Regions from separate parts of the Homo sapiens genome. Here regions 2, 3 and 4 are each linked to region 1. The links are chromatin loops, found by intact Hi-C in ENCODE. Cell type or tissue: HCT116. All regions are shown on one strand. Region 1 has its middle 17 kb from the start of NOLC1. Region 2 overlaps NFKB2 (nuclear factor kappa B subunit 2). Region 3 overlaps SLC68A1 (solute carrier family 68 member 1). Region 4 overlaps SUFU (SUFU negative regulator of hedgehog signaling).

Region 1 (8,000 bases):
TAGTGAGCCGAGATAGTGCCACTGCACTCCAGCCTGGGCGACAGAGCGAGACTCTGCCTCAAAAAAAAAAAAAAATTAAAAAAAATTAAAAAAAAAAAACCACACACGCATACACATTCACTCTTATGGACTGAATATTTGTGAAGTCTTCAAGTTCATATATTGACTCCCTAATCCCCAGTGTGGTATGTTGGAAGATGGGGCCTTTAATCACCACCTAATTAGGTTTAGATGAGGTCATGATGGTGCAGACCCAGGTGAGATCAGTGCCTTCATAAGAAGAGCCCGTTGCCTGGGCACAGTGGCTCACGTCTGTAATCCCAACACTTCAGGAGGCCAAGGCGGGCGGATCACAAGGTCCGGAGTGTTTTTTTTGTTTTGTTTTGTTTTGTTTTGTTTTGTTTTTTTGAGACGGAGTCTTGCTCTGTCGCCCAGGCTGGAGTGCAGTGGTGCGATCTCGGCTCACTGCAAGCTCCACCTCCCAGATTCACACCATTCTCCTGCCTCAGCCTCCTGAGTAGCTGGGACTACAGGCACCCGCCCCCACGCCTGGCTAAGTTTTTGTATATTCCCTAAAGACGGGGTTTCACGTGTTAGCCAGAATGGTCTCAATCTCCTGACCTCGTGATCCACCTGCCTCAGCCTCCGGAAGTACTGGGATTACAAGCGTGAGCCACTGTGCCCGACCTGAGGTCAGGAGTTTTAGACCAGCCTTGCCAACATGGGGAAACCCCGTCTCTACTAAAAGTACAAAAATTAGCTGGGCATGGTGGCACGTGCCTGTAATCCCAGCTACTTGGGAGGCTGAGGCAGGAGAATCACTTAAACCCAGGAGGTGGAGGTTGCAGTGAGCTGAGATCGTGCCACTGCACTCCAGCTTGGGCGACAGAGCAAGACTCTGTCTCAAAAAAATAAAAAAAAAGAGAGACCGAAGACCCAGGTGCAGTGGCACGTGTCTGTAGTCCCAGCTACTCAGGAGGCTGAAGTGGGAGGATCACTTTAGCCCAGGAGTTCGAGGCTGTAGTGTGCTGCGATCACACCTGTGAATAGCCACTGCACTATGGCCTGGACAACATAGCAAGACCCTGTCTCTAAAACAAACAAACACAAAAGAAAAAAGAGAGACACCAAAGAATTTGTTCGCCCCATTCTGCCCCCATCATGTGAGGCCACAGCAAGATGGCCATCTGCAAGCCAGGAAGACAGCCCTCACCAGGAAGTGAATTGGTCGGCCCCTTGATGCTTCACTTCCCAGAGTCTAGAATGTAAGAGATCAATTTCTGTTGTTTAAGCCACCCAGTCTAGTATTTAGTTATCGCAGCCCAAGCTAAGACACTCACACCTTGAATGGCTTCCTATTGCCTTTTTTTTTTTTTTTTTTTTTTTTTTTTTTGAGACAGAGTTTCACTCTTGTTGCCCAGGCTGGAGTGCAATGGTGTAATCTCAGCTCACTGCAGCTTCCGCCTCCCGGGTTCAAGCAATTCTCCTACCTCAGCTTTCCGAGTAGCTGGGACTACAGGTGCCCACCACCACGCCCGGCTAATTTTTTGTACTTTTAGTAGACACGGGGTTTTGCCATGTTGGCCAGACTGGTCTCAAACTCCTGGCCTCAGGGAATCTGCCCGCCTCAGCCTCCCAAAGTGCTGGGATTACAGGCATGAGCCATCAAGCCTGGCCCCTACTGCCTTATTAAAGACCGACATTTCAAACATGCCTTACAAAGCCTCTGCCTACTCTACCCCTGCCTACCTCTCTAGCTTCATGTTACACTGCTCTCTCTCCTCACTCTGCATTCCAGCTGCATAGACCTTTCAGTGTGGGGTCTCCATCATCCTCCCAAGGCACAAAAAGGTCTTTGCACGTGCTATTCCCTCTAACTGGAAAACTCACATATCTAGCACCCCCAACCCTCTAGCTTCCCCTAATTAACCCTTAACTTCAGGTTTTGGCTGAAACATCACTTCCTATTCTTAGATTTCTATTACTAGAGTGACCATATGTCCTGGCATGACTAGCATAGCCTCACTTTACACCTATTCATCTCAGACTAATTTCCCTCCCTCTTCCTCTCAAAAGCATCCCAGTTCAGACAATAAGTTACATGGTCATGCTGGGCACGGTGGCTCACGCCTGTAATCCCAGCACTTTGGGAGGCCGAGGCGGGCAGATCACGAGGTCAAGAGATCGAGACCATCCTGGCTAAAACGGTGAAATCCCGTCTCTATGAAAAATACAAAAAATTAGCGTGGCGGGCGCCTGTACTCCCAGCTACTCGGGAGGCTGAGGCAGGAGAATGAAGTGAACCCGGGAGGCGGAGCTTGCAGTGAGCGGAGATCAGGCCACTGCACTCCAGACTGGGCGACAGAGCCAGACTCCGTCTCAAAAAAAAAAAAGTTACATGGTCATGCTATCCATGAGGAAGTCCCACCACCACATGGGTCAGCTGCCCCTATTACATGCTCTCATAGCTCTGTACAACCTGCCTTCACACACTGAAGTTTGTATTTACACATTTATTTGTGAGGATTAATATTTTTGTCCCTCACTAGTCGGACAAACTTTTTGTCTTTTTTGAGTAAACAAAACTTTTTTTGAGTAAACTTTGATTGCTGGAACTGTGTTTTTTGTTCATTCAGGATTGTATCTGCAACAGCTACCACACAGGATCACATGTCATGTACCTGGCGCATGGCAGCCACTCATATTTTCTGAATGGATGAATTTTTGCTGAATGGATAAATTTCTGTTTGGCAGGCTAATTTCTTGAAATACTCTGTACTTCCTCTGCCACTTGGAAGTATCCACTTCCAAGGCGGAAGCCTGGCATTTGTTCTCCTCAATCCTGAGCTCCTTGAGATTATGCTGGGAGAGGAGGGAAGAGAGAGGAGAGAGGAGAAGGCATCAAAGCCTCTGAGCTCCCAGACCTAGGAAGAACACAGGCCCGCAATTTCCATCAGCAGTGGGATCTGCAGCCGGTCACCCTTGCAGGAGCCCGAAGGCCCTGCCAGGACCTGGAGGTAGGGTTGGGGTTCCACGGGGAACATTAATCTTCTACAAGCCATGTTGCCTGCCACTGGCTTTCAGGTATCAGGTAACCTCTCATGGATAACCAGTACAGACCAGAGACCAGAAAACCTCCCTTCTCGGCCGGGCGCGGTGCCTCACGCCTGTAATCCCAGCACTTTGGGAGACCGAGGCGGGCAGATCATGAGGTCAGGAGATGGAGAGCACGGTGAAACCCCGTCTCTACTAAAAAATACAAAAAAATTAGCTGGGCGCCGTAGCGGGCGCCTGTAGTCCCAGCTACTCGGGAGGCTGAGGCAGGAGAATGGCGTGAACCCAGGAGGCAGAGCTTGCAGTGAGCCGAGATGGCACCACAGCACTCCAGCCTGGGCGACAGAGCGAGACTCTGTCTCAAAACAAACAAACAAACAAACAAACAAAAAACCCCTTCTCTAATTTCCAAAACTAAAGAGCCTCAGATGAGGGCCTGTGTCTTATTCATCTGTGTATCCAAAGGCTCACAGTGGGCTCTTCAAGGTGTTTTTTTTTTTTTTTGAGACGGAGTCTCGCTCTGTCGCCCAGGCTGGAGTGCAGTGGCGCTATCTCGGCTCACTGCAAGCTCCGCCTCCCGGGCTCACGCCATTCTCCTGCCTCAGCCTCCCGAGTAGCTGGGACTATATAGGCGCCCGCCACGGCGCCCCGCTAATTTTTTGTATTTTTAGTAGAGACGGGGTTTCACTGTGTTAACCAGGTTGGTCTCGATCGGCTGACCTCGTGATCCGCCCGCCTCCGCCTCCCAAAGTGCTGGGATTACAGGCGTGAGCCACTGCGCCCGGCTCTTCAAGTTTGTTGAATAGCACTGGAGTAAGTAAGGAGTTAAGCTTCTATTTAAGTCCAGCCCAGCTCCCTAAACAGGGGGGCAACATCGCCACCTACTGGCCCCATCGGTAACTGCAGACAGGCTCTGCAGGAGGGATTTGAGAACTTCGTGGTCCGGCAGAAATAGTGCTTTCACCGCAACCGGATTAGTGCCAGGAGTATTGTATTAGACTATCAAATCTCCTAACATACTCAGGTGGACAAAATAAAGTACTAATTCCTAACTTAGGTACAAAAGGCCATTGACATTGAACTCTCAGTGAAATTTCGCAGTATCTTGCCCCCACCTCCCGCACACCTCTGCTTGACCCATTCTAACAGCCCTCTTCTCCCACTGGAAAAGGCACTCTTCCTTACACGGTATGCACTTTTCTCGCTCCTGGCAAACTGCAGCTGTCTTCAGAATCCTAGGCCACCATCAGCCAAGTCTTTTCTTCTTCTTCTTCTTCTTTTTTTTTTTTTTTTTTTTTGAGACAGAGTTTCACTTTGTTGCCCAGGCTGGAGTGCAGTGGCACGATCTTGGCTCACTGCAACCTCCGCCTTCCGGTTTCAAGCGATTCTCCTGTCTCAGTTTCCTGAGTAGCTGGGATTACAGGCGCCTGCCACCACACCTGGCTAATTTTTTGTATTTTTAGTAGAGACGAGGTTTCACTATGTTGACCAGGCTGGTCTCGAACTCCTGACCTCGTGATCTGCCTGCCTCGGCCTCCCAAAGTGCTGGGATTACAGGTGTGAGCCACCACACCGGGCCAAGCCAAGTATTTTCTTGCTTGTACCCTTAGGGGTGCTACTCTGACCTTCAGTTTGGGACAGAACTCAGCTCAGTGCACAGAAACCATTCCCATGCCTGACTTTCCCCATTAGACACTGAGCTCTCTGGGAGTTCTATGACGAGTACATAGCAGGTTCACAAAGACTATTGAATACAGGTAGCTCCATGTTTGGACATACAGAGACCTGTGTTCTTGTCTCAATGTGCCACTAAGTTGCAGTTTCATCAACCCTAAGTAAATCATTTGATACTCAGGGCTGTTTCCGTAGTGGTTTTCAACTAGGGGCAATTTTCCTTCCCAGAAAATATTTGGCAATGCCTGGAGCCGTTTTTGGTTGTCACAACTAGGGGAAACTATTGGCATGCAGTGTTAGAGGCCAGGGACGCTGCCACACATCCTACAACACACAGGACAGTCCTCAAAAGCAAAGACTTACCTGGCCCCAAATGGAATGATCTACTCGATACCCACCTAACAGGGTTGCAGTAAGGCTACACCGGGCGAAGGGCAAGCCCCCAACAGGGCATTAGGAAGTCTCCTGCCTGTGTCCATGAAGCATGATGCAGAGGGGCATGAGCCATGTGTCTGGTTGACTGAATTTGCGGATTTCAGTGCCAGAGCCCATCAGCAAGGGGTAGGAATTCCAGATTCTTCACAAAACTAAGAAGTTTCTAATAGGACCAATTCCACATATCCATTTTTGTATCAGGAATAAAGATGATAAACGTGAAACAACAAAAAACCATTGCAGGGAAATAATCATTAACATATGCTTGATGCCTTTGCCAAAATGGCATGTTGCACATCACAAGGAAACCAAAGAACATCATTTCCAAAGCTTTTTTTGTTGAGCAAGAGGCAGTTATGGAGTGCTTATAATATGCCAGGGACTGTACTAAGTGCTTTAAATTCTCAGTCCTTACAACAAGCCTCTGAGAGAGTCAAGAATCTACAAATGAGTTGAGATAGTATTCTCTCTTTTTTTGAGACAGAGCCTTGCTCTGTCACCCAGCCTGGAGTGCAGTGGTGCGATCTCAGCTCACTGCAAGTAGCCAGGATAGTCTCGATCTCCTGACCTCGTGATCCACCCGCCTTGGACTCCCAAAGTGCTGGGATTACAGGCCCAGCCAGTATTCTCATTTTACATCAGAAGGTACACTCTGGGCTGGGCACAGTGGCTCACGCCTGTAATCCCAGCACTTTGGGAGGCTGAGGTGGGAGGATTGTTTGAGAGTAGCCTGGGCAACACAGGGAGACCCTGTCTCTACAAAACAAAATTAAAAACAAAAACAAAAACAAAACAAACAAAAAAACAACTAGCCAAGCCTAGTGACTACTGTAGTCCCAGCTACTCAGGAGGCTGAGGTGGGAGGATCTCAGCTACTCAGGGGGCTGAGATCAGAGTATCTGCTTGAGCCCCAGAGGCTGAGGCTGCAGTGAGCGGTGATCGTAATCGCACCACTGCACTCCAGCCTGTGCAACAGAGCAAGACCCTGTCTCAAAAACAAACAAACAAACAAACAAACGCAGACTCAGGTTAACCTTCCTAATGAATACTGTTAGGCAATTTGCTAAACCGCCTCATTTGTGTAACACACTAGCTGCAAAACGTAGCAGACTCAGCTTTGCAAGGCCTAAGAGGAAATGAGTTCTGTCGGAAAAAAGCAAACAAGACTGAGAAGGGTTATACAATACAGAAGAAAAGTCATGATTTAAACAATAAACAGCAACCTCACAAATTATTTATGTTTTAAGGAGAATAAATTAATGGATGTATGTCATATTCAACTTAAAAATGAAAACGGGCTGGGCGCGGTGGCTCCCGTCTGTAATCCCAACACTTGTGGGAGGCCAAGGCAGGCAGATAGCTTGAGCTCAGTTCGAGACCAGCCTGGGCAACATGACAAAACCCTGTCTACAAAAAACACAAAAATTAGCCAAGTGTGGTGGCACATACCTGTGGTCCCAGCTATTCGGAAGGCTAAGATGAGAGGATTGCTTGAGCCTGGGAGGTGGAGGTTGTAGTGAGCCAAGTTTGCACCACTGTACTCCAGCCTGGGTGACAGAGCAAGACCCTGTCTCAAAATAAATAAAATAAAAATGCCAAGGCCAGGCGTGGTAGCTCACACCTGTAATCCCAGCACTTTGGGAGGCCGAGGTGGGCAGATCACGAGGTCAGGAGTTCAAGACCAGCCTGGCCAAGATGGTGAAATCCCGTCTCTACTAAAAATACAAAAATTAGCCAGGCATGGTGGCAGGTGCCTATAATCCCAGCTACTCAGGAGGCTGAGGCAGAGAATTGCTTGAACCTGGGAGGCGGATGTTGCAGTAAGCTGAGATCACGCCACTGCACTCCAGTCTGGGCGAAAGTGGTATAGACGTACAATGGAATATCATGCAGTCTTAAAAAGGAAGGGAATCCTGTCACCTGCTATAACATGGATGAACCTTGAGGACATTGGCTTGGCTAAGTAAAATAAGCCAGCTACAAAAAGATAATATCATTACTGTTCCACTCATGAGGTTATATCTAAAGTAGCCAAAATCATAAAAACAAAGTAGAAAGATGGTTGCCAAGGGCTGGGGAGGAGGGGATATTAGTGTTTAATGAATATAGTTTCAATTTTACAAGATGAAAACGTCCTAGGTATCTGTTACACAGTGGAATATACTTAACACTACTAAACCATACAATTAAAAATGGTTAGTGGTAAATTTAATGTCGTGTTTTACCACTATAAAACAAAAACAAACAAAAATGAGAGAGCATTTTCATTTATCCAAGTAGCAAAGATCAATTTGGTAAATAGTGTTGGCAAGAGGGCAAAGAGGCACTTTGATAAAATGTTGCTGGAACTATACGATTAGTAGAACGATTTTGGAGGGCAATAATGATCAAAATGTTATTAATAAATGCAAATATCCTTTGAACCAGCCATCATTTTTAGGAATATTTCCTACATAAAAACACACAGATACTCAGTCTCATGTATAAGACTACCCAGTGTAACACTATTTGTAATAGCAAAATACTTAAACTTCTGCCCCTAAAGTACTAATTTAAATAACTTAAAACAGAGTACCATATAGCCATTAAAAATGAGCTGCTGTGTTCTGCTATGAATTGAGCTCTGAAAGTTGCAAAACATTGCACTTGACGAACTGCCCCATTTGTGCCAAGAAAAAAAGGAGGGGAGGATGCATATAGTAGCACATACCTAGAAACTGTCTGGAAGGAGACACAGAAGCAGGTTCCAGGAAACAGGGCTGAGATGAAATTTTTTTTTTTTTTTTTTAAATTTTTGAGACAGCGTCTCACTGTGTCGCCAGGCTGGAGTGCAGTGG
Region 2 (8,000 bases), 230 kb before region 1:
CGCCCTCTCCTGCCCAGCGCTGCCACCCGCCTCTCCCAGGTAGCCCAAGCTCTGTCCACCTAGTGCCAGTGGGATGGAGGGTGTTAGGCTCAGGCCCACTGCACTCAAGGCTGCTGCGTGTGATCGTGGAGATGTCCCCTGCACCAGGATGCTGGCCACAGGGGTGAGCAGGGACTGAAATCCAGCCCCCACTGGGTCCCGCTTGCCGGCTGGGAACCCAAACATAGTGCTTTGTTTGTCCAAAGGAAGGGGCATCTTTTTTTTTTTTTTTTTTGAGATGGAGTCTCGCTCTGTTGCCCAGGTGGGAGTGCCGTGGCACGATCTCAGCTCACTGCAAGCTCTGCCTCCCGGGTTCACGCCGTTCTCCTGCCCCAGCCTCCTGAGTAGCTGGGACTACAGGCACCTGCCACCACGCCTGGCTAATTTTTTATATTTTTAGTAGAGACGGGGTTTCACCGTGTTAGCCAGGATGGTCTCGATCTCCTGACCTCGTGATCCGCCCGCCTTGGCCTCCCAAAGTGCTGGGATTACAGGCGTGAGCCACCGCGCCCGGCTGGAAGGGGTATCTTTTTAAAAATCTGCAGAGGCACTGTATAGGGCAGAGTGACCATGACCATGCCTCCCCCTGGCCGCTAGGAGGAGCAGGTGCGGACCCACGAGGCCAAGCTGAAGGCCATGGCAAGTGAGCTGCGGGAGCACCGGGCCGCCCAGCTGGGCAAGAAGGGCCGGGGCAAGGAGGCTGAAGAGCAGCGGCAGAAGGAGGCCTACCTGGAGTTTGAGGTGAGCCTCCCTGTCTGCCCCTCTGTCCACACACGCAGGCCCATACTAGGGTGAAGGGCATGAACTCTAACAGTGGAACCGGCCGGAGGTCCTTGGGCAGGTTGCTTAACCTAAGCCTCAGTTTCCTCCTCTGTGCAACAAGGATAACATTTGACATCCACTGGGGTCTCGAGGTGAGGCATGTCTCAAGCGTGCCATTTCCCCAGCTCTAGTAAAGGCTCAAGACACATTAGGTTATAGATGATGGTCCCAGGAGAGCCCAGAGGGGGCACCAGCCCGCATGGGACCATCTCACAGTCCTGGGTGGGCACCTGCCATCTTCTGCCCTGCTGGCGGCCCTCCCTGGTCCAGATGGTGGGGTGGGCAGAAGGCAGAGAAGAGGCTCTCACAGCCCCTGCCCCTCTGCCTCAGAAATCCCGCTACAGCACCTATGCAGCGCTGCTTCGGGTCAAGCTGAAGGCAGGCAGTGAGGAGCTGGATGCAGTGGAGGCAGCACTGGCCCAGGCCGGGAGCACAGAGGATGGACTCCCTCCTTCTCACTCCAGTCCCTCCCTGCAGCCCAAACCCTCCAGCCAGCCCCGGGCTCAGCGTCACAGCTCAGAGCCTCGGCCAGGGGCAGGCAGTGGGCGGCGGAAGCCCTGAGATGAGGTTTAGGGTGGGGAGTGCCTGCTGGGCACCTGAAGGATGACATGGCCCTGCCTGAGCCCGGGCCGGCCTCGGGCCACCCACGAGGGCCTCCCGGCCTAGGGCCCGACCGCGCCGGACGCGGTGTCCGGGGCAGGGCAGGGCTGGGGCCTGGGCCTCAGGAGCCTAGGCTAGGGGCACCTCCGAGAGCCCCTTTTTGTGATAATGTTTTGCACTTTTTCGTACAGGGTGGGCGGGGGCGGGAGGGGCTAGCGCCCCTGAACTTTTGATGCTTTTTTTTTGTGTGGGAGAGGCCTGATGCCGTTTCTGCTTTCTGCTGAGACCACCCCCACCCTGACACCATCAGTCCCCCTCTGTCCTGGGGCCTGGCTTGGACAGAGACCAGGATTTGGGGCTGAGCTGGTTTCCCCTCCTTCCTCCCCAAGGGCTTACTCTTTCTCTTGCTGGAGGTGGAGGAAGGGCGTCCATGCCAAGGCCCCATACCTGGGCCGGGGGCAGCACGGCCTGGCTTTCCCCCGCTTCAGTGGGCCTTGCCCTTTGTACAGCCTCCACCCCCATTAAAACTGCTCTGGACTTGCTGGCTGGGCCTCCTCCTTCTCTTCTCACCATGCCTGGCATGTGGGCAGGGTGGGTAGCTGGTTCCAGGGACAAGAGTCACATCAGGGGCTGCCATAAGTTGGGAAGGAGGGGTCCTCCCCTTCCCATGAGAATCCTTTATTTGTCCCAACTGAGGGGTGGGTGTGGGGTGTTAAATAAGATTTGAAATAGGTGGGGACGCTGTACAGGGGGTCCGGGAAGGGGGCTGGGGGCAGGCAGCAGGTCAGTGCACCTGAGGCTGGGGGTGCCCGTGGCAGAGCCCTCCTGGTGGCTCAGGGGGTGGGCCCAGCTTCTCTGCCTCCTGCTCCACTGACTGGCTCCCGTACGCACTGTCTTCCTTCACCTCTGCTGGGGGTAAATGGGGACAGGAATGGGATAGTCAAAGCCTCAGGCCTCCGGCCCTCCAGGTCCAGATCCACCTTCCAGGGAGGCCCCTTTACCTGTGCTGGGCAGCTTGTCTCGGGTTTCTGGACCCCTCAGCAGCCTCACTCCCTCCTCTAGGCCCATGTCAGACAGGGCCTCCAGTAGACCTGCCAGGTCCCCGCCAGCCAGCTGAGAAGACAGAGGAATGAGGTCTGAGTCATGGTTAGGGCATGTGCTCGGGAGCCCTGGGGCCAAGGAGGCACCTGGACTCAGATCGGGAAAGGAGGCTGGGGAGGGGGCAGGGCACAGGCCAACCCACCTCGTAGCTGCGCAGGAGGCTGCCACTGGGTGAGGTTGTCTGTCGGTACGTGTCTACCAGGCTGCGCAGCCCCAGACGCTCTGCCAGCTCTGCCCAGCTGCCCTGGGCTTCTGGCCCGTCTAGCAGCTGCTCCAGGTTCTGCAGAGCTGTATCACCAAGTGACAGTCCCGGCCCTTAGGGGGACACACATACAGACATGTCATTTACCTCCAGAGTTGGGTGGGGACATGGACACCTGAACACTGCCTTTCTCCCAAGGTAAGCGACAGACAGGACCATGAGGGGTGATGGACGGGGCTGAGGGTAGAGAAAGGGAGGCCTCCTTCAGAGGTCCTGAAGGAGAAGAGACCTCTGTGAGGAGTCAGAGGAGTCGGGCTGGGGATGCCTGATGCTTCTCACCTGCTGGGCTGGGCGGGGTCAGGGGTGGCTCCATGGTGTTCTGAGCAGCATTTAGCAGCAAGGTCTTCACCTGGGGAGACAGCCGCAGTTCTGACTACCTCCCACCTCGTCCTTAAGCCTGTGTCTTTAAGTCCAGATACTCTGGACCCCGTCACTCAGAGCACTTCTAGTCCCGGGCTGGCCTCACCTTGGTGCTGCAAGTGAGGTCAAGAGGCGTGTGGCCCCGGAAGCTGCTTCGGGTGTCCTTCTCAGGCCCTTCAGAGTCCGAGTCGCTATCAGAGGTAGGGGGTGAAGGCAGTGGGCACAGGGGCTCCTCGTTTTCAGCATGGATGTCAGCACCTGGGAGAGGGAGGCCGTCATGGGGCGGTATGGTGGGGGCCTACATTAAGGACTGCAAAGTCGGGGGACTGGGAGGCACCTCTCTCCCTTCCCCCCACCCTGTTCAAGTGCCCCTGAGGGTGAGACTGACCAGCCTTCAGAAGGAGGCGGGTGAGGGTCGGGTACCCCAGTCCAGCTGCCAGGTGCAGGGGTGTGTTTCCCGCAAAGGTGCGAGCGTTCACGTTGGCCCGGAGCTGGGGGTGCGAGCAGCGAGAGTTGACACCACAGCATGGTCCCCTTGGCCAGCCCCCCCCTTCACCATCTTTGGCCCCTCCACCACCCTTGGCCCCACTCCTTCCACAATCCTCAGTCCCACCTTGGTGACCAGATGGGTGACCAACCCCAGCTCCTCCATCTCTGTGGCTAGATGCAAGGCTGTTCGTCCCCCCTGCCGCTCTGTGGCCTCCACTTCAGCCCCACTGTCCACCAGCAGATCCAGGCACTCAGGGCTTCGGGCTCGGACTGCCAGGTGTACTGGATACAGTCCTAAGGATGCAGGATGCTCAACCTGCAGCTGTGACCCTTAAGGCAGCCCCTGGACCAGCCCTGACCATTCAATCTCGACACCTCATAGTCCATTCTGGGCACTGGCCAGATACCCTCCCTGGTCCCCGCCTGCCCCCTTAGTCAGGTGAGATGGGGAGCTCACCCTCAAAGTCAGGCATATGCAACAGCTGGGGCACAGCAGGAGCTCCACTCTGAAGCAGTGCACGCAGCAGCTCAGGAGCACCAGCGCCTGCCCGCAGCGCCAGATGCATGGCTGAGTCTCCATGCCGATCCAGCAGAGCTGGGTCTGCACCTACCCGCAGCAGAAAGCTCACCACACTCGTCTGCCCCGTGATCACCGCCAGGTGCAGGGGCGTCTGGGGATGAAAGCAGGGTGAGCCAGGCCCGAGACCCACTTGCCTTCCAACCCCTCCCACCTCCCCAGTAGGCGCCCCCGCACCTGGTGCAGGTGGTTGGTGAGGTTGACAACGCCGAGGTCCTGGGCGTGGTGGATGACATAGACTATCTGCTCAATGACACTGGTCTGCCCGTGGATGATGGCTAGGTGCAGTGGTCTGGGGGTTGGGGAGCGAGAGTCTGGCCCAGCCACTCAGAGCATCCTTCGCTTTCAAGGCCCCACCGCCCTCATAGTCTCCCTCGCTGGGGCCCATGGAACCCAGCACGTGGCCCAGGGCATCGCTGTGCCTGCACTTAACGTTTCGCAGCACCTTTTGAGGTAGGTAAGTGCTATGACTGTACCCCTTGCACGGTCGACCAAACTGAAGTTTGGAGAGACCAAGCAGCTTGAACAGAGCTTGTGAACACCGAGGCCGGACTTGAAGCCTGGCGTGTCCGAAAACTGCAGAGCCCGCCTCCGTGCCGGTCCCTTTCCTGCCCCCACCCCGCGCCTCGTCCGCCAGGCCCTCTGTTGCCTACGTGTCTCCGTTCTCGTCCTGCGCCGTCAGCAGGTGGCGCTGTCCCGCCAGCAGCGCGCGCGCGTCCGCGGTGACGCCGTAGTCGAGTAGGGCTCGGGCGCTGCGCTGCGCCAGGCCGAACAGGCGCGCGTTGTACTCTCGAGCTACGGGCCACAGAGGGCGTGGGTCAGGGCTAGGTCCTCAGCCCCGGCGCCCCGACCGCCCGTGCCCCGGAGTCCATACCTCGCTGCAGCATCTCCGGGGCCTGCGGCTCGCACTGGGGGGTCCTGGAGGGGGCGCTTGGCTCCGCGGCTTCCTCCCCGGAGTCCCTGCTGGGCACCGTGGCGGCCATCTGCGCCCCGCCCCCGCCTCCCGGGTAGCAGCCCATGGGGCCCGCGCCGGACTGGTAGGGGCTGTAGGCCAGGGAGGAGGGGAAGAAACCGAGGCTGCCACCTGTGGATACAGGCAGGGCTGTGGGAAGCGGGCACCAGCCATGACTCTCCCAGATTTTTTTTTTTTTTTTTTGAGACGGAGTTTCGCTCTTATTGCCCAGCCTGGAGTGCAGTGGTGTGATCTCAGCTTACTGCAACCTCTTGTCTCCCAGGGTTCAAGCGATTCTCCTGCCTCAGCCTCCCGAGTAGCTGGGATTACAGGCGCCTGCCACCATGCCCAGCTAATGTTTGTATTTTTAGTAGAGACGAGGTTTCACGCTGTTGGCCAAGCTGGTCTTGAACTCCTGATCTCAGGTAATCTGCCTGCCTTGGCCTCCCAAAGGGCTGGATTACAGGCGTGAGCCACCACGCCCGGCCTCCCCCAGATTTTTTTCCTCCACAGCTTCTCTTACCTTTACCCCTCCCTCCATCAGTACCCCCTCACCTCCTCCAGCTCCTCCGTAGCCCCCGGCTGCACCCCCAGAGCCTCCACCCATGTGGGAGCCACCCCCGAAGGGCTGGGAGAAGGTGGGCAAGGCCTTCCTCCGCTTCCGCTGCACCTCTTCCTTGTCTGGGGGCAGAGGAAAATGAGATTGAGCCCAGTTATTGTGTCATGCCTCAGGGGCCCTTCCCAGAAGAGCCCTCAGGGCCGGCTCCTAGGAAGCACCTCCTGGGACCCTCGCACTTCTGACTTGGCTCATGCATCCCCACATCTAGCTCTTGGGACCTTCTTCTAGCCCAGCCTGGCCCCCCGCCAGCACCCTGAGGTCCTCAGCCCAGCTCCACCTTCCACCAGAGGGTAATAGGTGAACTGTTTGGAATCAGACACGTCCCCTCCTCGCTTGCGTTTCAGTTGCAGAAACACTGTTACAGGCCGCTCAATCTTCATCTTGTGATAGGGGGGTGTCCGGAACACAATGGCATACTGGGGGGTGCAGGGAGACACAGGGTGTCAGTGAGTCCTTAGCCTAATTTAGCCCCCAGCCCGGGCCCGGGCCCTAGCCCTGGGTACCTGTTTATGCACATCTGTGGGAGAGAAGTCCCCAAAGGCCTGCCATCCATTCTCATCATCCTCATAGAACCGAACCTCAATGTCATCTACAAGGAAAACGGAAGCTTGGCCACAGCTCCCGGTGGAATCTCTGGGGCCATTTACCCTAGAGCTTCCCTGGCCCCAGTCTTATACTCGATGTCCTTGGTGCCCAAAGTGGGCTCCAGTCTCACCTTTCTGCACCTTGTCACAAAGCAGATAAACTTCATCTCCACCCCGCACAGAGCCTGCTGTCTTGTCCATTCGAGAAATCTTCAGGTTTGATGCCCCCGGAGATTCTATGGAGTGGGATATGGATTAGTTGAGATGATGCAATAGCCAAGGCCACATTTAAGAAGCTGGGGGCTTTGTATTCCTTATCTCAGCAACCCCTGGAGCTGCAGGAAACACCCAATATACACATTTACTAAAGACAGAAGCTTCGGGGGGGAAATGACTTGCTCAGGATCACTCAGCTCATATGTGGCAGGGCCAGGTTCTGAAACCTGGGTCTGTTTGACTGCACAGCTTGAGGTCACCCCTCATGCCACCTCTGCCACCAGGCCTGGCACCCCAGGCAATCAGGATACTCACTGCTGTCATGGATGGGCTGGGAGATGACTGGCTTCAGGGGCAGGGAGAAGGAGCCATCACTGGCTCTAAGGAAGGCAGAGAAGCGCAGCCGCACTATACTCAGATCCATCACCTTCTTCAGTTCTTTGGCCTCTTGCTCCAGCTCCCGCTGCTCGGCCTCTGGGCAGTAGGTACATGTGTGACCCCTGGGCTTCTCCCTCCCTGCTCCTTCCATGAGCACCTCCCATGACCCACCCACCCCCTGCACCCATACCCGACCCACCCCCTGCACCCATACCCGTAAGGCCCTGGGGCCTAGAGCGGAGCCGCTGCCTCTGAAGTTTTTGTATCATAGTCCCCATCATGTTCTTCTTAGTCACATGCAGGACACCCAGGTTGTTAAATCTGAGAAGAGAGAATCGGAGGCCTTTGGCCATGCAGTTCTTTCTTCCTGAGGCACCTTTCCCATTGCCAGGGCTCAGCTCAGCCTTACTTCCTCAAGGAAGCCATTGGAGTTTCTACTTAGGCCCTTGGGTTTGGGGCCAACCTACATCTTTCCCCTTGGTCAGATGCTAAGCTCATGGAGGTGGGCTGGGGCCTGGGACTGGCAGACGGGCATACCAGTGGGGGCCAGGCGTAGAGGGCACCTACTGGGCAGTCATGTCCTTGGGCCCCACAGAAACGGCGCAGATCCCCAGCTCCGAGCATTGCTTGCCCACCAGACTGTGGGCATGAGCACGAGGTGGGTCACTGTGTGTTACCAGGTCCACCTCGATCTTGGCTGGTCCCTCGTAGTTACAGATCTAGGAGAGGCAGGGACTGTCAGTCAGGGCCTTGGGCATGCTGTCCACTTAGCCCACCCTCCAGCACCATCCTGGCTCACCTTGACAGTGGGATAGGTCTTTCGGCCCTTCTCACTGGAGGCACCGGGCAGTCCTCCATGGGAGGGGCCTTCACAGCCATATCGAAATCGGAAGCCTCTCTGAAGGTCCAAGGGCATAGTAGCATTGTGATCAGGGAAGACCACCCAGGCCAGCAGTGACCGCAGTGCCTGGTAGTAGCCCTGAACCAAACTACAGCACTCT
Region 3 (8,000 bases), 310 kb before region 1:
AGCGAGAAGGAAATATAGGAGCCTCCCCTCACTAGTTTCCAGGAGGCCTATCTTTGTTCCTTTAAGCCCTTGACATGTAGAGTCTGTCTTGAGCCTGGCCTTCATAGCCACCCAGTTACTAAGTGACGTGCAGAGGGGCGTCTTCCATTCCCACTCCCAAAGGGACCTTGGTCCCAGCTCCGACCTCTTCAGCTGGCCCTCCTACCTGCAGATTGGTCCTTCCCGATTCCGGGCCCCTGAGTTGCTCTTCAGGCCAGATTTGATTGGAGAGGAGAGTGAAGGCATCCACGAGGTCCTGGTGTTCGCCATTCAGAAGTCAGACATGGACCTGCGGCGCACGCTTTTCTCTAACATTGTCCTCTCAGGAGGCTCTACCCTGTTCAAAGGTTTGTCTCTTCTCTTGGAGCCCTTCCCCTGGAAGTGTTCAGCTCCTGCTGGCTCCAGGCACCCTGAGAATTGACTTGAAGTTCTCCTCTTTGCCCATTCAGGTTTTGGTGACAGGCTCCTGAGTGAAGTGAAGAAACTAGCTCCAAAAGATGTGAAGATCAGGGTAGGAGCATGGTGGGGCCTGGCCTGGGTGGAACTAGGCTTCCATGGACAGAGTGCCACCTGGCGTAGCTTCCCTCTAGCTTTGCCCAAGCTCTTCAAGCAGCCATGGCTCTACAAGCAGCGCCAGGTTCCCAGCCTGTACACTGACCCTGAGGTCTAGGTCAGCCACAGGGAGGCTGAGTTCTCATTCTCCCTCTTCACACCAAAGGCAGGCAGTTCTAATACCCAGATGAGGCAGGGTACTAGGTAGAGGGCCCCCTGCGTGATCTTTCAGGGAAACTATAATCTTAAGAGGAGACTGACTTACTGTTGCTGTGCCCCCTGCCCAGGTGGCTCCCCTGTCACACAGTCTGACACCTTAGTGATAGGTGAAGGAGGTTGGCTGTCTGAGGAGAGCGGGGATCCTAAAGGAAGGAGTACAGTTCTTGCCATGGAGTCTGCTTCTCCCTGCCCCCCCCAATAGTCCCAGCTTCCCTGGGACCTGTGGGGACTGGAAACCTGCTTCCCCAGATGAGTGGCAGGCTGGCCACAGTGCCCTCCAGAGAGGCCAGAGCTTCAGGCTTGTGTAAAATGTATCCCCTGCCATGGGCAGAAAGAGGAGCATTGTAGGGAAAGGGAGCGGGAGGGCTGGAAGTCTCAGATTCCTCTTTCCCCCACCTTTGCAGATATCTGCACCTCAGGAGAGACTGTATTCCACGTGGATTGGGTGAGTAGCTCTTCCAGGAGTAAGAACAGAACAGGAAGTGATGGCACTGATAACCCCTCAGCACCCTCTAAAGAAAAGCCTGATTTGGTTTGGCCCCAGGGGACTGGTAGGCTCCACACACAGCCACTTCTCTCTCACACAGTTCCTCTGGGTTTCCTCCCTCCAGGGGCTCCATCCTTGCCTCCCTGGACACCTTTAAGAAGATGTGGGTCTCCAAAAAGGAATATGAGGAAGACGGTGCCCGATCCATCCACAGAAAAACCTTCTAATGTCGGGACATCATCTTCACCTCTCTCTGAAGTTAACTCCACTTTAAAACTCGCTTTCTTGAGTCGGAGTGTTTGCGAGGAACTGCCTGTGTGTGAGTGCGTGTGTGGATATGAGTGTGTGTGCACATGCGAGTGCCGTGTGGCCCTGGGACCCTGGGCCCAGAAAGGACGATGAACTACCTGCAGTGGTGATGGCCTGAGGCCTGGGGTTGACCACTAACTGGCTCCTGACAGGGAAGAGCGCTGGCAGAGGCTGTGCTCCCTCCTCAGGTGGCCTCTGGCTGGCTGTGGGGGACTCCGTTTACTACCACAGGGAGACAGAGGGAGGTAAGCCATCCCCCGGGAGACCTTGCTGCTGACCATCCTAGGCTGGGCTGGCCCCACCCTCACCCCCACCCCCAGGGTGCCCTGAGGCCCCAGGCAGCTGCTGCCTCCACTATCGATGCCTCCTGACTGCACACTGAGGACTGGGACTGGGGTTGAGTTCTGTCTGGTTTTGTTGCCATTTTGGTTTGGGAGGCTGGAAAAGCACCCCAAGAGCTATTACAGAGACTGGAGTCAGGAGAGAGCAGGAGGCCCTCATGTTCACCAGGGAACAGGACCACACCGGCCACTGGAGGAGGGCAGGAGCAGTCCTCACTCTGAATGGCTGCAGAGTTAATGTTCCCAGCCCAGTCCCCTTTCGGGGGCCTTGGGAGAGTTTAAGGCACCTGCTGGTTCCAGGACCTCGCTTTCCATCTGTTCTTGTTGCAATGCCATCTTCAAACCGTTTTATTTATTGAAGTGTTTGTTCAGTTAGGGGCTGGAGAGAGGGAGCTTGCTGCCTCCTGCCTTGCTACACTAATGTTTACAGCACCTAAGCTTAGCCTCCAGGGCCCCACCTCTCCCAGCTGATGGTGAGCTGACAGTGTCCACAGGTTCCAGGACCATTTGAGATTGGAAGCTACACTCAAAGACACTCCCACCAGGCTCTTTCTCCCTTTTCCTCTTGCTCACTGCCCTGGAATCAACAGGCTGGTTGCTGGTTAGATTTTCTGAAACAGGAGGTAAAATTTTTCTTTGGCAGAGGCCCCTAAGCAAGGGAGGGGTGTTGGAGAGCCAGTGCCCTTAAGACTGGAGAAAGCTGCAATTTACCAAGTTGCCTTTTGCCACTGTAGCTGACCAGGGGACTAGGTTGTAGAGGTGGGAAGGCCCCCTCTGGGCTGATCTTGTGCCATTCTTGACCTTGGACCTGCTTGGTTAAGGAGGGAGTGGGCCAGACCAGAGTGCCAGGAGCTAATGGAGCCAGGCCTGACTCCTAGGAGTGGTCCAAAGGCCTTCAGCCTAGATGGTGCAAAGCTGGGGCCAGCCTGTCTTCACCGGCACCCTCACCTGTGACACCAAGACCCACCCCAATCCCAGACTTCACACAGTATTCTCCCCCACGCCGTCCTATGACCAAAGGCCCCTGCCAGGTGTGGGCCACAGCAGCAGGTATGTGTGAAAGCAACGTAGCGCCCCGCGGACTGCAGTGCGCTTAACCAACTCACCTCCCTTCTCTTAGCCCAAGCCTGTCCCTCGCACAGCCTCGCACAAACCACATTGCCTGGTGGGGCCCAGTGTACTGAAATAAAGTCGTTCCGATAGACACGTCAGCTGGGCCTCTATCTGTCTGTCACCAGGGCCAAGTGGAAAGAGGAAGAGCAGCAGGCACTGAATCTGAGGTGGTGACTGGGCCTGATCCATCCTCTAGAGGGCATCATTGCACCAGCCAGCCTTGTCCAGAGCATAGCCCAAGTCCCAGCCTGTCAGGTGGATGCAGAGAAAAGGGTGATCACACCACAGCCTAAGTTCAAGAACAGAAGGTCCCACTCCTGTGTACACTGTAGCCCATGGGTGAGACTCAACTCCAGATGACAGGAGCAGCTCTCAACATCCCTGAAATCAAAGATTCTCAAAACTGTCAAGTGAATAAGAAGGCCAGGAGCTTGGCCGGGCACGGTGGCTCACGCCACACCTGTAATCCCAGCACTTTGGGAGGCCAAGGCAAGTGCATCATAAGGTCAGGAGTTCAAGACCAGCCTGGCCAAGATGGTGAGATCCCGTCTCTACTAAAAACTACAAAAATTAGCCGGGCGTGGTGGCAGGCGCCTGTAATCCCAGCTACTCAGGAGGCTGACGCAGGAGAATCGCTTGAACCCGGGCAGTAGAGGTTGCAGTGAGCTGAGATCGCACCAGCCTGGGCGACAGAGTAAGACTCTGTCTCAAAAAAAAAAAAAAAAAAAAGAAGAAGGCCAGGAGCTTATTACAGTGCAGTTTCCAGGGCCCATACTCAGATATCCTGATTAATCACTTCTCCGTTTAAAACCTGCACTTGGGAGGAAAATTGCCAGGTCTTTGCCAAATGGTAACTATTTAATCTTCCCAATAACCTTACAAAATATACGTGCTTTTGTTGTCCATTTTACAGATAAGGATTTGGAGCCACAGAAAGATTAAGCAATTTTCCAAAGTTCTGCCTTTTTTTTTTTTTTTTTTTTTTTTTGAGATCATGTCTCACTTTGTCACCAGGCTAGAGTACAGAGGCACAATCTCAATCTCCGCTCACTGCAACCTCTGCCTCCTGGGTTCAAGCAATTCTCCTGCCTCAGCCTCCCAAGTATCTGGGATTACAGGTGCCTGCCACTGTGCCCAGCTAATTTTCATATTTTTAATAAAGATGGGGTTTGACCATGTTGGCCAAGCTAGTCTCGAACTTCTGACCTCAGGTGATCTGCCTGCCTCGGCCTCCCAAAGTGCTGGGATTACAGGTGTGAGCCACCGTGCCCAGCGCTGGCCTTTCTTAATCCCGAATGTAAACCCAGGCCATAGAACCTACAGCCTACATTTTTAATCACCATGCAGCCTGTAAAAAACCATTGGCCTAGAGCAGTGGTTCCCAATTGGAACCAATTTTGCCTCCCAGGACACATCTGGCAATGCCTGGAGATGTATTTGTTTGTCGCAACTGGTGTGTGTGTGGGGTGGGGTGGGGGGTGCTAAATGTCTACAACAGAGAACAATCTGGCCCCAAATATCTCCAGTGCTAGTGCCAAGGTTGAGAAATGGTGGCTGAGAGTCATGGTTTTCAGTGCCAGCTGCATGATAAAATCACCTACAGAGATGTTCAAAATCCTACTGCCCAGGCCATACCCCAGACACATTAAGTCAGAATCCCAAGGAATGGAACTGAGATGTCAGTATTTTTTAAGTTCCCCAGGGGACCCCAAGGCTGAGAACCTCGGGCCTAAAAGAGGCTCCTCTCTCTTTGACTACCATGTCCAGCAGTGATACATGGGAAATGCACTGAGGCCTAATGGTCATTTTGGGCCCGAGTGCCTATGCAGTTACCAATCTATGTTTTTCTCCCTGGCATCTTGGTAACCCACCAAGGTGGGTTTTTTTTTTCTTTGAGATGGAGTCTCATTCTGTCGCCCAGGTTGGAGTGCATGCAGTGGCGCGATCAATGCAACCTCCTCCTCCTGGGTTCAAGCGATTCTCCTGCCCCAGCCTCCCAAGTAGCTGGGATTACAGGCACACACCACTACACCTGGCTAATTTTTGTATTTTTAGTAGAGATGGGGTTTTGCCATGTTGGCTCAGGCTGGTCTCAAACTCCAGACCTCAGGTGATCCACCCACCTCGGCTTCCCAAAGTGCTGGGATTACAGGCATGAGCCACTGCGCCCGGCCTACCTACCACTCTTATTCAGAAAAATGCTCTCAGGGGCTTTTTCTAGTCAGTAAGGAATCCTGGTTCTCAACCCCAGCAACCCACCACTCACTCACACAGCACAGACTTGAGGAAAAAGAATGGCTGACTTTAATCAGTCTATAAGGAAATAAACATCTTTAGAGGCCGTGTGGGGGTGGGGGAGCCCTGCAGCAGAGGAGGCATGCCACTTCAAGCACAGCTGAAGCAGAGAAACCTCTCAGAGAAACCACTAGAAGGGTGGACGGAGTGGGAGGTGGGACTTACAGTCAGCTTTCCCTGACTGGGCAAAAGGGAGCAGTTGCAGTATTAAAAGTGGTTCCTGAGTCCACCACAGCGGCCAGCTCCAGTCAGGCAGCGGGATGGGCTCCCACGCCCCATGGCAGGCCTGTGTGCACCACAGGGCAGCCCCCTCCCTTCTTGGTCCTCTTCTGTCCTCCTGCCTTACAAGAGAAGCACGTCCCTGAGCACATATGGCCCAGCCCTTGCCCAAGCTGAGCCAGACAGGTAAGCAGAGACTTTCACTGCAGTGATGCTTCTGGCTCAGCCCCAGGAGCTACCCGCTGCCATGTCTTCCAGGCTGCACTAGAGGAAGGCAGTGGAGCAGGGTGCTGGTAAAACTAGCTCCTGGCCGAGTGCGGTGGCTCATGCCTGTATTCCCAGCACTTTGGGAGACCAAGGCAGGCAGATCACTTGAGGTCAGGAGTTCGAGACCAGCCTGGCCAATGTGGTGAAACCCTGTCTCTACTAAATAATACAAAAATTAGGTTGGCCACAGTGGCTCACGCCTGTAATCCCAGCACTCTGGGAGGCCGAGGCGGGCTGATCACCTAAGGTCAGGGGTTTGAGACTAGCCTGGCCAACATGATGAAACCCTGTCTCTACTAAAAATACAAAAAGTAGCCGGGCATGGTGGCACGCTCCTATAATCCCACCTACTCGGGAGGCTGAGGCAGGATAATTGCTTGAACCTGGGTGGTGGTTTCAGTGAGCCCAGATTGCACCACTGCAACAGATCCATTTTTTTGGGCAACAGCTCCAAAAAAAAAAAAAAAAAACTATGAAATCCTTAAAAAAAAAACCAAAAAAAACTGGCTCCTTCCCCAGGCTGCCAGCAGCATCCTCAGTGGGGTGACCTTGCCACAGCTCTCACACCATCTTAACATCCAGGGTTTGGGCCTGTGACAGGTTCTGGCGCTGGGCCTTGACCATGTGCAGGCGTCTCCCATGCAGCGTGAACTGGGACCAGGTGAAGAGCTGCAGCAGAGCACAGGTGATGGGCACCAGCACCAGCAGGTAGAAGCAGCCCTGGCGGAGCGTCGGGGCCTGTGCAGGGGCTGGAGCTGGGGGCTCTGGCCAGGGATGGGCACTCCCCACAGGGGTTATGAGGGACTGCTGGAAGAGGTCATGACCTAGGACAAGAGAGCACAGAAAGACCATGGTCAGCCCACTGTCCTCCAAGCCTTGGTGCCCTCCAAGTCTATGGTGTGACATCTCAGACACCACATGGACGTGTCCAGACCACAACTCCTGATTCCTCCAAACCCACTCCTCTCCTACTCTTCCCATCTCAGTGACGGGCACCACCATCCACCCAATAACTCAGGCCCAAAACCTCAAAGTCCTCCTCAGTTCCCTGGTTGGTTTCACGCCATCACTCCCCAACACCCAATCCTTCATCTCCCCCCAACTCCAAAACGTATCCCACCTGCCACCACCCTGGCCCAAGTCTCCACGGCCTCTGCCAGTCTCCCAAAGATGTCCCTGCTGTCCCCATTCTGGCCTCCCTATGATCTGCTGTCCATATGGCAGCCAGAGTGAACTTTTTTTTTTTTGGAAAGAGGGAGTCTCGCTCTGTCACCTAGGCTGGAGTGAAGTAGCACGATCTCCACTCACTGCAACCTCGGCCTCCCAGTTTCAAGCGATTCTCCTGCCTCAGCTTCCCAAATAGCTGGGGCTACAGGCATGCGCCACCACACCCAGCTAATTTTTGTATTTTTTAGTAGAGGCGGGGGTTTCACTATATGTTGACCAGGCTGGTCTCAAACTCCTGACCTCAGGTGATCTGCCCTCCTCAGCCTCCCAAAGTGCTGGGATTACAGGTGTGAGCCACCTCACCCAGCCCAGAGTGAATTTTGTTAAAAAGTCAATCACACTACGTCACTTCCCTGTTTAAAACCCTCCCTGGCCGGGCGTGGTGGCTCATGCCTGTAATCCCAGCACTTTGGGAGGCCAAGGTGGGTGGATCACCTGAGCTCAGGAGTTTGAGACCAGCCTGGGCAACCTGGCAAAACCCCATCTCTACATAAAATACAAAAAGTTACCCAGGCATGGTGGCATACGCCTGTGGTCCCAACTACTTGGGAGGCTAGGTGGCAGGCTCACTTGAACCTGGGAGGTCGAGGCTGCAGTGAGCCAAGATCGTGCCACTGCACTCCAGCCTGGGTGACAGGGAGACCCTATCTCAAAAAGTAAATAAATAAATAAATAAAAATAAAACCCTCCCAACAGCTTGCTTCCAACACTGCCCTGATCAACAAAGTCCTCTTCGCTTTTCCAGCCACATTTCCTAATCACCCCTGACACCCTGGGCCTTTGCGCCTGCTGTTCCCTCTGCCTGCGATTCACTGAGACCTTTTCTAGACAAATCCTTGCCATTCAGCTCACATCCTGAGGGGCACCTTCTCGGAGAGGCCTTCCCTGATAATACTACATAGCTTCTTGGTCACGCCATCTCACATCACCTT
Region 4 (8,000 bases), 420 kb before region 1:
CAGTAGCATCAAATATAATACAATGCTTCATTTAACAAAGGAAATGAAAACTTATACTCTGAAAACTACAAAACATCATTGAAAGAAATTCGAGAAGACCTACATAAACGGAAAAATATCCAACATTCATGGATCGGAAGACTTAGTGTTGTTGAGATGGCAGTATCCCCAAATCCATCTACGGGTTCAGTGCAATCCCTATGAAAATGCCAGGTATGCTGTTTGCAGTAATTCACAAACGGATTCAAAACTTCACGTGGAAATGCAAGACACCCAGAATAGCCAAAACATTCTTAAAGAAGACGAGCAAAGTTGAAGGTCTTAATTTTCCTGATTTCAAAACTTGCTACAAAGATATAGTCACCAAGTCAGTGCGGCACTGGCATAAGGACAGACATTTGATCAATGTAATAGAATTGAGAGGCCTGAAATAAACTCTCACATTTGTGGGCATTAATTTACTTTTCTTTTTTTTTTTTTTTTGAGACAGAGTCTTGCTCTGTCGCCCAGGCTGGAGTGTAGTGGCACGATCTCGGCTCACTGCCAACTCCACCTCCCAGGTTCACGCCGTTCTCCTGCCTCAGCCTCCCGAGTAGCTGGAACTACAGGTGCCCGCCACCACGCCCAGCTAATTTTTTGTATTTTTAGTAGAGATGGGGTTTCACCATGTTAGCCAGGGTCTCGATCTCCTGACCTCGTGATCCGCGTGCCTCGGCCTCCCAAAGTGCTGGGATTACAGGCGTGAGCCACTGCGCCCAGCCTGTGGGCATTAATTTTCAACAAGGGGGCCAAAACAATTCGATAAAGGAAATAGTCTTTTCAGCAAATGCTGCTAAAAGAACTGGATACTCACACGCAAAAGGATAAAGTTGGAGCTCTTTCTTATATCACAAACAAAAGTCAATTCAAAATGGATCACAGACCTAACTGTAATAGCTAAAACTATAAAACTTTTAGAAGCAAACATTGGAGTAAATCTTTTGACCTTGGATTAGGCAAAGGTTTCTTCCATACAATATCAAAAGCATAAGTAACAAAGGATAGGTAAATTAGACTTCATCAAAATTAAAACCTTTTGTGCTGGCTGGGCGCAGTGGCTCATGCCTGTAATCCCAGCACTTTGGGAGGCTGAGGTGGGCAGATCACCTGAGGTCAGGAGTTCAAGACCAGCCTGGCCAACATGGTGAAACCCCGTCTCCACTAAAAATACAAAAAAATTTGCCGGGCGTAGTGGTGGGCACCTGTAATCCCAGCTACTCGGGAGGCTATGGCAGGAGAATTGCTTGAACCCGGGAGGAGGAGGTTGCAGTGAGCCGAGATCACGCTACTGCACTCCAGCCTGGGTGACAAGACCAAGACTTCGTCTCAAAACAAAACAAACTGTTTGTGCTGTAAACAATACCATCAAGAAAGTAAAAAGAAATGCAAAGCAAAATCACTTTTGAGATATCACTTTATACCCATTAGGGTGACTATTAATAAAAAAAAGAAAACAGAAAATAAGTGCACAAGTGTTGGTGAGGATGCAAAGAATTTGGAATCCGTGTGCATTGCTGGTGGAATATAAAATGAAGCAGCCGCTGTGCAAAACAGTACGGCGGTTCTGCAAAAAAAATTTAAACACAGAATTACCATATGATCCAGCAAGCTCACATCTGGGTATATAGCCAAAATAACTGAAAGCATGGTCTCAAACAGATATTTGTATACCTATGTTCACAGCAGCATTATTCACAATTGCCAGAAGGTGGAAACAACCCAAATGTCCATCAAGAGATGAATGGATTAACAAAATGTAGTATTTACACACAATGGAATACTATTCAGCCATAAAAAAGAAATTCTGGCAAATGCTAAAACATGGGTGAAACTTGATAATATTATGTTAAGTGAAATAAGCTAGACACAAAAGGACAAATACTGCATGATTTCACTTACATGAAGTACCTAGGGTAGGCAAATTTATAGAGACAGAAAATAGAATGGTGGTTGTCAGAGGCTGGGGGAGAAGCGAGTGGGGAGTTATTGCTTAGTGGGTACAGAGTTTAAGTTGGGGAAGATGAAAAACTTCTAGAGATGGATGGTGGTAATGTCTGCAAAACAATGTGAATGTACTTAATAATGTCACAGAACTGTACACTTAGAAATTGTTAAAATGATAAATTTTATGTTACATATATTTAATCACAATTTCTTTTTTTTTGAGACGGAGTCTCGCTCTGTCGCCCAGGCTAGAGTGCGGTGGCGTGATCTCGGCTCACTGCAAGCTCCGCCTCCCGAGTTCTGGCCATTCTCCTGCCTCAGCCTCCCGAGTAGCTGGGACTACAGGCACCCGCCACCATGCCCGGCTAATTTTTAGTATTTTTAGTAGAGACAGGGTTTCACCGTGTTAGCCAGGATGGTCTCGATCTCCTGACCTCATGATCCACCCGCCTCGGCCTCCCAAAGTGCTGGGATTACAGGCGTAAGCCACCGTGCCCAGGCTTAATCACATTTTAAAAGAAAAAACCCAGAGAATGAGAGAAAATATTTGCAAATCATATATCTAATAAGTATCCAGCATATATTAAGTATTTTGTATCCAGAATATATAAAGAGTTCTTACAACTCAATAATAAAAGATAAATAATTCAATTTAAAAATGAGCAAAGGATCTGAATATATTTCTCCAAAGAAGACATACAAATAGCTGGCCGGGCATGGTGGCTCACACCTGTAATCCCAGCACTTTGGGAGGCCAAGGCGGGCAGATCACCTGAGGTCAGAAGTTCAAGACCAGCCTGGCCAACATGGTGAAACCCCGTCTCTACTAAAAATACAAATATTAGCCAGGTGTGGTGGCATGAGCCTGTAATCCCAGCTACTAGGGAGGTTGAGACAGGAGAATTGTTTGAACCCGGAAGGCAGAGGTTGCAGTGAGCCAGGATCGTGCCATTGCCTTCCAGCCTGGGCAACAGAGTGAGACTCTGTCAAAAAAAAAAAAAAAAGATATACAAATAGCTAATAAGCACATAAAAAGATCCTCAATGCCATTAACCATCAGAGGAATGCAAATCAAAACCACAATGAGGCCAGTGCAGTGGCCTCCCAAAGTGTTGGGAGGCCAAGGTGAGAGGATCGCTTGAGGCCAGGAGTTTGAGACCAGCCAGGGCAACCATGGCAAAACCCCATCTCTATAAAAAACAAACAAACAAACAAAAAATTAGCTGGGTGTGGTGGCCCAAGCCTGTAGTCCCAGGTACTCGGGAGGTTGAAGTGGGAGGATTGTTTGAGCCCGGGATGTGGAGGCTGCAGTGAGCTTTGGTCGCACCATAGTATTCCAGCCTGGATGACAGAGTGAGACCCTGTCTCAAAAAACAAAAGAAAAGAAAACAGAAAACCCACAATGAGACACCACCACTTCATATCCACTAGAATGTTTAAAACAAAAAAGATGGCAATTACAAGTATTATCTGGCAATAAAAAGGAACAAAATACTAATATATACTATAACATGAACCTTAAAGACATTATGCTAAGTGAAAAAAGCCAGTCATAATAGACCTTATATGATTCCATCCATATGGAATGTCCAGAATAGGCAAATCTATGGAAACAGATAGTAGATTAGTGGTTGTCTAGGGCTGTGATGGTTGGAGGGAATAGGGAGTGACCAATATGAGGTTCTTTTTTTATGGTGATGGTTTCACAACTGTGGATTACATGGTATGTGAATCGTATGTCAATAAATCTGTTATTAAAAAAGAAAATATAGCAGGCAAAAGGAAGGAATCTTGAGGCACAGGCAAAGTAGGGGAAGCAAGGCCAAGCCTTTAAATTCCTTGTTCCCACCACCCCAGGCACAGCAGCCTGGCCTGGGAGAAACCTGACCCATAATGCTGAGACATCACAGCACTGTGTATGTCTACATGACCTGAACAATCACCTACTAACATGTTCTTTTCTACAAATGAGAAAAGGATGCTTGAGATTGCCCACAGTCTCACAGTACGTCAGTGATGATGGGCATGGCCCAACACTTTCCAAACTTTGGGCTCATCCACAACACCCATCAGCATGTTTGCCATATCTGTGCACCATCTGTACCATTACTTACCTGTATTTTTCCCCCTAAAATTGACTTGCCTTTTTTTTTTAACCTAAACAAACTTACTCTGAAAAGGCAACTTCATATCACTATACTAAATAAGGAAAATTAATGGCAAATTAGCGTTGCTTACCTCAAGTGGTAACTTCAGGATAATATAACAAAATGTTATTAATTTCTAACTGATATTGTTGCCTACCTAAAATTGTTTAAAAAATGAAATAAACAAGGGTCAAAGAGCTGTTCAAGGTTTAAAGAGTCATATAGAGCTGAGACAAAATCACCAAGACTGAGAGAGAACAAACTGGGCCGGGCATGGTGGCTCATGCCTGTAATCCTAGCATTTTGGGAGGCCCAGTGAGAGGATCTCTTGAGCCCAGGAGTTCAAAACCAGCCTGGGCAACATAGTAAGACCCCATCTTAAATTAAAAAAAAGACAAAGAGAACCAAAGAGAGAAAAGTGGCTTCACTATTCATGCTACCAGTTACCACTCTTGTGCAGTTACCAGCTGAAATCGCCTGCTGGTTTTGGCAAACCCTGGCTTAGTGGTGAACTTCGGAGTTGGGAAGGCCCTGTTTCTATTTGCCTCCATCCCTAACTGGATGTGACCCTGGGCAACTTGCCCAAACACAGTATCTAAGCCTGTTAACAGGAAATAGCGTGCCTACTCAATATGCTTTCTACTGCAGTATGTTATTACTCGTGTACTGGAATACAGTACAGATACTCTCACCCAAGTCACCAGAAAACAGGACTGGCCACAGAGCTTGTCGCTACCAGCAAGTGCCCAGTAGGTGGCACCATTGCTCCTGGTTTAAGAAACAGATGGGCCAGTTCCCTGGAGCTCTGCATCCCTATCTGATGTCTAGTCTGTAGAAACATACCCCAAACCGAACATCACACACCAGGGCCTGTTGTGGGGTGGGGAGAGGGGGGAGGGATAGCATTAGGAGATATACCTAATGTTAAATGACGAGTTAATCGGTGCAGCACACCAACATGGCACATGTATACATATGCAACAAACCTGCACGTTGTGCACATGTACCCTAAAACTTAAAGTACAATTAAAAAAAAAGAAAAAAGAAAAAGAAACATACCCCAAACCGGGTGGGGATTTATTTAGGCTGGAAACAGGGAAAAGGCTGGAAAGATTTGGAGCCATGACCTTTGACCTTTTATTAACCAGAATTAACATGATTTTAAAATACTGTGCAAACCCAAACTGTTTGAACCAGAATGACCAAAAAGCACTTTGTGCAGGCTTAATAACTTGGGAAGAGGCTTAATTTAGGCAGCTGGGAAAGGGAGACTCTAAGGCAAGAAAAGGGAGTCGGGCCCAGGTGTTGCTCTAGGATCAACACGTTCCACCCTGAGCATGTGTGATCAGGCTTTGGCCAAAGGTACTCCTGAGTTAAAGTGGGGAGCAGAAAGTGCAACTTCCATCAGAAATGCTTGGAGAGCAGGACACTAACAGAAACTTCTAGTGAGGGGCAGGGTCTTCCGCAGCTCTGCCTGATGAAGGAACTAGACTTATGAGCTCTTCTGTGGACAAGAAATGGTCTTTCTTAACAATGAAAGAGCCCTGGTCACAGTTTTCAAGCATGGGACAAAGCCACAATGAGTTCATTCTTGAGTCCGGTCTGGTCTTTATGCCCTGGATGCTCAGACCCATTCTGTTGGAGCCACTGTGGGGTCTCAGCACTCAGGCCCCTGCGCCCACCCTGGGAAGCTCTTGGCCCCTTCAGAGGGGCTTTCAAATGCTAATAATGTCTCAGTTAGAGGCCCAGCTGTTCAGTCCAGCGGTTACAGGAGCTGGCTTCCTCTCTCTTGCTCCCCAAGGTATCCTCATTGAAAAGTCAGGGTGAAAATCCCAGAGACCTCCACTTAAACCACACAGCAGAGGCTCCCCCGCACCCAGTGTCTGAAAGAACGTCGCCATTCCAGGTAAGGGCTGGGTAGACACTTTCTATTCCCTTCCCTCCTTGGAGCTTTGCCCCCAGGTACCAGGAGAAACCTCCCTCAGCTACCCGACTTTTATGTTGTTTGGCAAATTCACTGGAAGGGAAATACCACTCCAGGATAGCAAAAGGAGTCTCTCCCCTCCCCGCCAAAAATGCTAGTTACAGTTCTACACCTTGCTCACTTGGGAGAAAGATTTCATTCCTCCACGTCTCATTCCCCATTAACAAACAACTCCTGGGCAAGAACTCTGAAAACGTGGGGGGTGCTGAACAGGCGCACAGAATCCTACTGGCTCCTCCAATTGGCCATCACCCCACCCCCACCTCCCTGACATCCAGCTTCAGTTATGGTGGTTTGAAGTTGGACTGTCCCGGATATAATAAGTTAGCAAAATCTAGGGAGAGGGGTTGCAGAAGAAAACAGCTATTGTTTGTAAAATAGTGCTGCCTTTGAAACATAGAAGCAAATACATTCCTTGAGTTCTTACAAATACATTCTTCAAGAGTTCTTAATTCATCCTAACTCTAGACAGTGCCAGCCTGCCTCCCTTCTGTGCAAAAGTACAGGCCCCGTGATGTTCTACATAATAGCCTGGAAACTAACACCCCAACCCAGGGTCAGAATTAACATGCTTGGTCTGTGGAGCGGGGACTAATGTTCCCTTTGGGAGCCCAGGAGCGTGAAGCTTGGCGCTGTGAAAGCCAAATGCCCCTTTTCTCCAGGTGCTCTTCTGCGTGCTCTGAGATTATTCCGTGCTTTCCAGGGACAGAGAACAAGGGCAGGAAACGCAGCTGGACTGTGCCAGGTGTCACAGGAGTGGCTAGTCTGCAAGAGGTGTTTTTGAGAGAGCAGGAAAATGGGAGGTGACCCAAAGCAGGCTGGGAGACTCAGGTCTGTCAACTTGGAGGTCAAATATTTGACAATGGCACAGCCATCATAATCTCTCAAGAAAAAATCTCCACTCCTCTTGCATTTCTGGTGTTCACAAATCATTCTGATAACCAGGGCTTAAGTGTCTTCTGTGAACACCCGGAGCTGGTCCTAGGGGGGCTTAGCAGTTCTTTCCCAAAATGTCAGATGTGCCAGACATGTCCCCAGTAACACAGACTGCTGAGGAGGAAAGGTTCAGTTAGCCTATGCCCCATATCTGGAAGTCCCAGGATGAAGCCGACACCTGTGGGGAGACTGGCAACTGCCTAACCCGCCCTCCTTCCTGAGAAGGCTCAAGCTGCTACTGCTGCGGCCATGGTGGACTGCGCAGCGGAGCTGGGCCCAGAGGAGGCTTCCTCTGAGATTGGAAGACAGCTCCTTCTCAAGTCAACAGAAGGCCCACGAGCAGAAATATATTTACGGGGGCAGAACTACAGGTCCACACAGGCCTGGGAGCTTCATGACTCCCCAGTGAGAGGAGGAGAAAATCTGGAGTTTTTGTTGAACAAAACATCTCTGGCTGAGGCAGTGAAGGAAATAAAGTTCAAAGTTAGTCCTGTTGGCTTCTGCCCAGCCCAGATGCTCCTAATGGGGGCCACTCAGTCTGCCTACTGCCCCCACTGGATCTCTCTGTAAGCCCATACTAATTTCTAAAACCCATGCCTAATTTCTTCTTCTTCTTTTTTTTTTTTTTTTTTTTTTTTTTTTTTTGGAGACAGAGTCTCTCTCTGTCGCCCAGGCTGGAGTGCAATGACACAATCTCGGCTCACTGCAACCTCCACTTCCTGGGTTCAAGTGATTCTCGTGCCTCAGCCTCTCAAGTAGCTGGGACCACAGGTACACACCACCATGCCCAGCTAATTTTTGTATTTAGTAGAGATGGAGTTTTGCCATGTTGGCCAGGCTAGTCTTGAACTCCTGACCTCAAGTGATCCACCTGTCTCGGCCTCCCAGAGTGCTGGGATTACAGGTGTGAGCCACCACGCCCAGCCCAAGCCTAATTTCTAGACCAGAGA

The links. A loop is a pair of places that touch in the nucleus more often than their neighbours do. Peaks named below come from ENCODE experiments on the same cell type or tissue, not always from the same donor. Only the 100,000 strongest peaks of a DNase experiment are listed, where the experiment ranks them.
Region 2: it touches region 1 in a loop (8-fold over the local background); 40 of 110 quality-filtered maps call a loop at or near these places.
Region 3: a loop joins it to region 1, with 9 times the contacts of the local background. A loop is called at or near these places in 15 of 110 quality-filtered maps.
Region 4: it touches region 1 in a loop (7-fold over the local background); 17 of 110 quality-filtered maps call a loop at or near these places.

Annotation. Positions count from the first base shown.
Region 1 is chr10:102,165,536-102,173,535 of GRCh38, reverse strand. No RefSeq gene overlaps it. Among named protein-coding and RNA genes, the nearest start is that of NOLC1, 17 kb to the right of the region's middle. In HCT116, a CTCF peak has its summit at 3,944 (motif pointing left); a DNase peak (open chromatin) is centred at 3,915; H3K4me3 peaks cover 567 bases; H3K27ac peaks cover 410 bases.
Region 2 is chr10:102,396,622-102,404,621 of GRCh38, reverse strand. It overlaps NFKB2 (nuclear factor kappa B subunit 2), which reads right to left. Exons shown (of 23, transcript NM_001322934.2): 5 at 7,799-7,897; 6 at 7,567-7,718; 7 at 7,214-7,320; 8 at 6,937-7,095; 9 at 6,537-6,641; 10 at 6,325-6,410; 11 at 6,099-6,237; 12 at 5,758-5,883; 13 at 5,125-5,334; 14 at 4,904-5,045; 15 at 4,428-4,542; 16 at 4,131-4,344; 17 at 3,798-3,967; 18 at 3,573-3,675; 5 more. The coding sequence ends at 2,246. PSD (pleckstrin and Sec7 domain containing) reads left to right here. Exons shown (of 17, transcript NM_002779.5): 15 at 1-39; 16 at 637-780; 17 at 1,192-2,003. The coding sequence ends at 1,422. Among named protein-coding and RNA genes, the nearest start is that of NFKB2, 4.9 kb to the right of the region's middle. RefSeq lists silencers at 516-810, 5,022-5,341 and enhancers at 3,051-3,747, 6,556-6,850. In HCT116, CTCF peaks have their summits at 642 (motif pointing right) and 4,936 (motif pointing right); DNase peaks (open chromatin) are centred at 641 and 4,971; H3K4me3 peaks cover 2,439 bases; H3K27ac peaks cover 5,328 bases.
Region 3 is chr10:102,474,387-102,482,386 of GRCh38, reverse strand. SLC68A1 (solute carrier family 68 member 1) reads right to left here. Exons shown (of 10, transcript NM_024789.4): 10 at 5,342-6,665. The coding sequence ends at 6,403. It overlaps ACTR1A (actin related protein 1A), which reads left to right. Exons shown (of 11, transcript NM_005736.4): 8 at 212-386; 9 at 489-550; 10 at 1,215-1,255; 11 at 1,422-3,158. The coding sequence ends at 1,524. Among named protein-coding and RNA genes, the nearest start is that of SLC68A1, 17 kb to the right of the region's middle. In HCT116, a CTCF peak has its summit at 3,245 (motif pointing right); a DNase peak (open chromatin) is centred at 3,276.
Region 4 is chr10:102,580,876-102,588,875 of GRCh38, reverse strand. All of the region lies in intron 3 of SUFU (SUFU negative regulator of hedgehog signaling), which reads right to left. Among named protein-coding and RNA genes, the nearest start is that of TRIM8-DT, 58 kb to the left of the region's middle. In HCT116, a CTCF peak has its summit at 4,866 (motif pointing right); a DNase peak (open chromatin) is centred at 4,885.